Regions from separate parts of the Mus musculus genome. Here region 1 is linked to region 2. A link is a loop called in an ENCODE intact Hi-C map of the cell type or tissue named here. Cell type or tissue: gastrocnemius. All regions are shown on one strand. Each heading gives the region's core, and the rest is flanking DNA. Links, peaks and the distances in the headings are about the cores only.

What was found. A loop is a pair of places that touch in the nucleus more often than their neighbours do. Peaks named below come from ENCODE experiments on the same cell type or tissue, not always from the same donor. Only the 100,000 strongest peaks of a DNase experiment are listed, where the experiment ranks them.
Region 1: it touches region 2 in a loop (3-fold over the local background); 3 of 42 quality-filtered maps call a loop at or near these places.

What each region holds. Positions count from the first base shown.
Region 1 is chr8:84,763,451-84,766,351 of GRCm38, forward strand. The region is part of intron 2 of Nfix (nuclear factor I/X); the gene reads right to left. Among named protein-coding and RNA genes, the nearest start is that of Nfix, 35 kb to the right of the region's middle. In gastrocnemius, for the core only: no CTCF peak of the experiment used is centred there; DNase peaks (open chromatin) are centred at 830, 1,616 and 2,315; H3K4me3 peaks cover 1,466 bases; H3K27ac peaks cover 2,500 bases.
Region 2 is chr8:84,705,690-84,708,590 of GRCm38, forward strand. It overlaps Nfix (nuclear factor I/X), which reads right to left. Exons shown (of 11, transcript NM_001371053.1): 11 at 1-2,901. Among named protein-coding and RNA genes, the nearest start is that of Lyl1, 5.7 kb to the left of the region's middle. In gastrocnemius, for the core only: no CTCF peak of the experiment used is centred there; DNase peaks (open chromatin) are centred at 1,051, 1,262, 1,559 and 2,102; H3K4me3 peaks cover 2,500 bases; H3K27ac peaks cover 2,500 bases.

The DNA of each region.
Region 1 (2,901 bases), core at 220-2,719, 58 kb after region 2:
GATATCTGATATTTTACACACACCTCCCCAAAGGGGTTGTAGCCCACAGGTTGAGAACCACTGAAAAGGATCTCATAGGAGGCAACGAATTGTCAACTATTATAAAACTTCTAGTAGTCGTCTGGTTAATTATGGTAATTACGTTTATTTTTTTATTTCAAACTATAACCCTCCCCCAAGCAAACTCCCAGGAAAAGGGTGTGGCAGGGCAAGCATTGTGGATCCCAAATCCTGTTTGCCTGGCCCTGCACCTGGATCTCCTGCATACTCCACCACCCAAGGCCAGTGAGTGATATCCTGAGCCCCAAGGAGGTGTGACAAGAACTGTCCCTGGTGGCTGCAAAAGGGAGAGTCCAAATAACCTGAGCCCTAGCTCCTGTCTATGTAGATCAGGGAGCAGGGAGCATCTCCAGAAAAGGTGGCCATGATTGAGAACAGTATCAGGGGTCTGCCCTGTGTCTTCGCCCATATGCTTAGCAGCTGGGGGACCCCTTGAGCTGAGCTACAAGCGGGGCTCCGGCCCCTTCTAGACAGCAGCAGGTACTACAGGGCTGGAAATGACTGCCATGGGGACTCATGAGAACTCCGCCAAGGCTTGGTGAAGTTCAAGGAGCTTGAAGGATCGCAGGCCAAGGGGACCTGGAACCTCTTTTTGCAGAAATTCACAGTGACCTAAGTCCCTTGCCATCTCTTCCAGTCTCCTCCTCTACAGAGTGATATAAAATGACACCTGCCTGCCTGTCTACATCAGTCCACCTCTGAAAGGAGGAAGTCAGCCCTCTGCAGGCTGAAAGGCTCAGTCAGCTGGCGGGATGAGCTAACTCCTGCTGGTCTTTCAAGTGCCCGCAAGGTGTGCAGCAGGGCAGTCACCCCTCCCTAGGCCTGGTCTCTCCAGAGCAGCACACACACACACCCAGCCAGGCCGGTAGATTTAAGACAGGTTGCTGGGAGGGACTGGGGAGGAACCACGTGGACTGCTAACTCTACTCCACATCTCCAGAGGGGACAATTCCTTTCCTCCATCATTAGAGGACAGTTTCTGGTAGACTGGGTAGACAAGTACCCTTAAGTTACTGGGGTTCCCCAAATACCAACAAATGGAGACCTACCCCTAGGGTAGCAGTAGCTGCATCACCACTAAGACATGGAAAACGGGGAAGGGCTGAATGGTGGGCTGCCTGGCCATGGCAGCTGGTGGGGGTGGGCAACAGCCTGGGAAAGAGGTAATGCAAAGGGCAACCTGCAAACATATGTGTTTTTCACATCACCAGAGGGGACAGAAAACCAGGTATTAAGTATCTATAGAGATAAAGTCAGAGACCCAGGCACGCTTAGAGAGAAAAGGGGACAGCCTGATGCAGCCAAACCACCCTACCCCAGCCCCTCTGCCTTCTGGGACCCTGTTCTAATGCCAACAACCCTTCGGCTCAAATATGCTTAAAATGGCGACGGCGGCCTGTAGGGCCGGGCGTTTGTCGTGCAGTTTTCCATGGTGCCCTCAGTGCCAAGAAAAACCTACCATCAGAAATGCCATCAGCTATATTTATCTATCTCTCAGCCCCCCAGCCTCCTCCTCCCGTCTGCCAAGCAGGCCCTACGCAGCCCCCCCCCTCACCCAGTGGGCACACGTCCCTGTTGCTGATGACTGTGACCACCTGCCCAAGCCTGAGTCTCCACCACTCCCCCCCAGGGCCTGACAGTATGCACCACCATTCTTCCTGGTTGTGCTGGGGTCCATGCACAACGGTTTCAGGCATGCCCTTGGCAAGGGCTGGCCTAAATGTCCCTTGTCGTCGGCATCTGTGAACCAGGGTGATCCTCCATTTAGTTCCAGCCTCAACTCTGCTAATAGGGGCCTCCGCGGGGGCCATTCTGCCCTCAGCCCTATACAAGTGGCATGCCTGCTCTCTAGATTCCATTCTCACCCAGAAAGATGAGCAGTCACTAAGGAGACCTGCATCCCTCCCTCCATTCCTGCCTGGGGCAGGAAAGGCTCTGTCTGTTTTCAAAGACACCAAACACCCTTTAGCGAGAAGTTCGTATTATAGAGGTTTCATGCTCTCAGTCCAGAGAACCAGGAAGAAAATGATGGAATTGGGTGCCACTCCAGTCCTCAGGGGACACAAGGAACAGGGACAAGTCATTTACCGTCAGGCACTTGGGACCTTTCATGACTCCAGACACAGGCTTCAACGTGAGCTGGATTCCCCATCTGTGGGCCTAGTTGCTGAGAAGAGCCTCTCAGCGGTCCACTGTGGGATGAGTGCCCTGAGCCCTACACCTGCTCCGGGGGCCACGGGCACCCTCTGCCCAGCCACTGGTCCCTCCCTAACTGAGACAGAAGTCCCAGGGAGCCAGCTCCCAGAATGAAACAACCCAAATAAAAATTTTGAAACCCAGGAGCTCTTTCTCTGGGGGCCCCCTCCCCCTCCGCAGGCAAATGAAAACAAACAAGAAATCAAAGAGGCCTTTTGTGCAAGCCCTGCGCTGACACGCTGACACGGCTGGAGCCTTTGAAAAGGCTTCTGAATCAATCGGACAGTGAAGGATAAAATAACCTAAGCGTGGCAGCTCCTTCGAGAGGAAGGCAGAAAGGGCTGGGAGGCAGCTACCTTCTCCAGGCAAAAAAGTGGGGACACTCACTGCCACCGGACACTGGCGTGGAGAGAGAACCTGGCATGGGTCTCACTGCCTGTCTGTGCCCCATCTCTGCAAAAAGGAGCCTGACTTCCCTTCATGGCCTCCATGAACTGAGCTGCCCCCAAGGAAGCCCTGAAGGCCTTGCCTCTCACCAGCAAGGATTACCTCAGGTTCATGCCTACCGGGTATACTAGATGGAACTTTCTAGAAGCTATCACCTGGCTCCTGCCTGCTAAGCTCAGAAAGGATTTCCTACTTCCC
Region 2 (2,901 bases), core at 185-2,684:
GAGCGCGCTCCTGATTAATGCTGGTGAGGGTCAAGTTGGCGTCTGGCTCAAAGAAGGGCGCTCGGAGTGGGGAGGGAGGGAAAAGGGACGTTTGTTCGTTGGCATTGACCTCTGCGGGGGAGGGGGCCGGGGACCCCCGCCGCGCCCCAGTGCCCGGAGGGGGAGGGGGCGAGGAAGGGGGGAGCGCCTGGGGAGACCCGCGGCCAGAGCAGCCCAGCCGCGGGGCGCACGCCGCTGTCCCGTTCCGTTAAACTCAACAAAGAAGGGATATGCGTGTTCCTAACAAGTGCAGAGTATTTAATTGATTCATAAACGTATGTATAATAGTTTGTGGGTTTTTAAAAACGTACTTTATAATGTAATAAGCACCAGGGTTTTTATGTTTAATTATCTTAAAAATAATTTTCTCTCGTCCTTTTCCTTTTGATCTTGTGTTGGTTTTTTTTTTTTAATGTCGAGGTGTTTTTAAACGTTTTCTTCAGCCCTCCCACCGAAACCGAACGACGAAACAAATTTAAACCCCAGATTATCCTCGTCAACGCAGGAAAAAAGGCAAAACAAAAAAAAAAAAACAAAAAAAAAACCAACCAACCAAACCAACAAACAAAAACCCAGAAAACTATCAAAAAGGAAAACAAACAAAAAAAAAAACAAAAAAAAGGAAAACACTCAGCTTTCATCCCCGCTAAGGGCAGGGCAGGCCCAGTTCTTTTAGCGTCCCCAGAGCCGCGAGGACATTACAACAAAAATAGAATTTTTTTTCTTAATCTCTTAACATACAAAGATAGGAAAACTCTCTGATGCATTGCACTTGGTTCAATAAAAAAAAAAAGGTTAATTTCCCCTATATTTTTTTGTGGGTTGTTTCCTCTCCTAAACACGTCCCCACATCTGTCGCCCTCATCGTCCCTGCCTGCCTGCCCCTCACACCACCACTTGGGAAAGGAGCACCACCCCCACCCCAGTCCTCCCGAGGGTACCTCTCTCGGGCACCTTGGGCCCCGGCCCAGCTGGCCTGCAGCTTCTGACCTCGCCCGGGGCGTGTGCCCCGCAATCCCACAGCGCCCACAGCCCGACTGTCCTCGACCGACCGAAGAGGCGCACGCGGCCGGGCAGGGACCCTCTTTCGCTAGCTCTTAGCTCTGACCCTGTTTAGCCAACCGAACTGAAAAATCATTGCACTTTGACCGCGCGTCACGCCCGGCCCGCCCGGCCCCCCACCCTGGGGCTCCCTCCCCTCGCACAGGGAGGCCTCCCCCCGCTGGACGTCCACCCCGGCCTGGCCCTCGACGCCGCAGGGGAGGGCTTCGCTCAACTTCCACACAGAACGCAGGGACAGCCGCCTCGCAGCCCCGAGCTCCCTGCTAGCGGCCATTCTCCTGTTCAGGGCCGCAGCCTCACCAACTAGATTCTCAATAAATAAAGCCCACAACCCACCCCCACGTGGTGCAATGTTGGACCGACTTTCGGAAGATCCTGACCTGTGCTTTGTGTTTTCATACCGGAGAGAGGCGCATGGCCTTGAGAACGGGCCTGGGAGGGGAGATGCAGGGAAGGAGGACTAAGGCACAGAAAGACAAGCCAGAGGGGCCCAGTCACCCTGCAGGGGGTCTGGCGTGCTCGCGTTCCCCTCCCTCCCAGGGGGCTTCTCAAGACCCTCTGGACAAGCCTCCGCCATCCCTTACTGGAGGAGGGGGCTGGGAGGAGAACTGCTTCCTGTGGTGTGTTACGAAATTGTTCCCAAGTTGCTCAAACAGAGGAGTTCCCAACTGCAAACAGCGAAAGACCCAAACAATGACTGCCCCACCCCTAAATAAAGAGGAAAGACATTACAGCTAAAATCTAGGGAGAAGTGGCCACGGGGCGTGGTGGGAAGGGAAGGGGACCAGAAAGCTCCAGAACACTCTTTTAAAAGGATGACACCCCCCACCCTCCACAGGAACTCAAAGTCTCGAGAGCAGGACGCCTACCTAGCGCAGGTGGAGGCTGCCTTGTCCTCCTCGCTCAGCTCCGGGGGCCCTTTCTGCTCCACTCTCAGCCGGCCCCTGGAGGGCTGTGTGCAGCAAGGGCAGGGGCAGGGCAGAGGGGCGGAGCAAGGGCACCTGCATGCAGGGCTGGGGTGCGGGGCGACCTGGGGCCGACTCCCTTCACTAGGGGCGTGGCAGAGGGCAGCAGCCCTTGCGTCCTGCGGGCGTGGAAGAAGGTGCCTATGCTGGGCTGGGCGTCCAGTCCAGAGCATTCTGACTTTCCTGTGTGCTGTACAGAGGGTGTCCAGCCCGAGAACTGCCCGGGCGGTTCAAAATGGGGTGGCAGAACACCCTCTATTCTGGACTCAGGCTGAATTCAGTTAGCTCTAAGAAGCATCCCTTACCTACCCGGGAACGCCCTAGCCTGGTCCAGAGCAGCTGGGGCCAGAAGCCTGAGCAGAGGCTCCCAGGAAGGGCAAGAGAGGTTGGGGAGTGGGGGGTGGGGTGAGGGAAAGAGACGAAGTCCGGAGGGGAGCTCGAATGTCTACTATTGTTACGAGCTGTTCCTCTGGGCTCCTTGGGAAGCTTAAGTCCAGCGGAGGGTGGGGTCCCCAGGAACTGCCAGGGTGGCCGGCCAGTGAGCTGGCTGCTCCTTCCTGGGAAGGCCAGGCTGAGTAGGAGGAAGGCAGTCTTGTTGCATCCTTTCTTTCTGTTTGTCCTCTGCTTAGCAGAGTCCGCTTAGCATGCTTCTTTCTGCTTGGCTGCTGGTGTACAGCTCCGCTGAGACCCCTTTCCGAGGACTCCCAGAACTGGGCGGCTTTGGAACGCGGGGGTACCAGGGCTGGAGGAGGGAAGGGCTGAGTGGCTGACGACGTCTAAGTTTTGCTTTTCGGTGGGGCTGGGCTGGGGGATATTTCCATGTCTCAAAATTTCT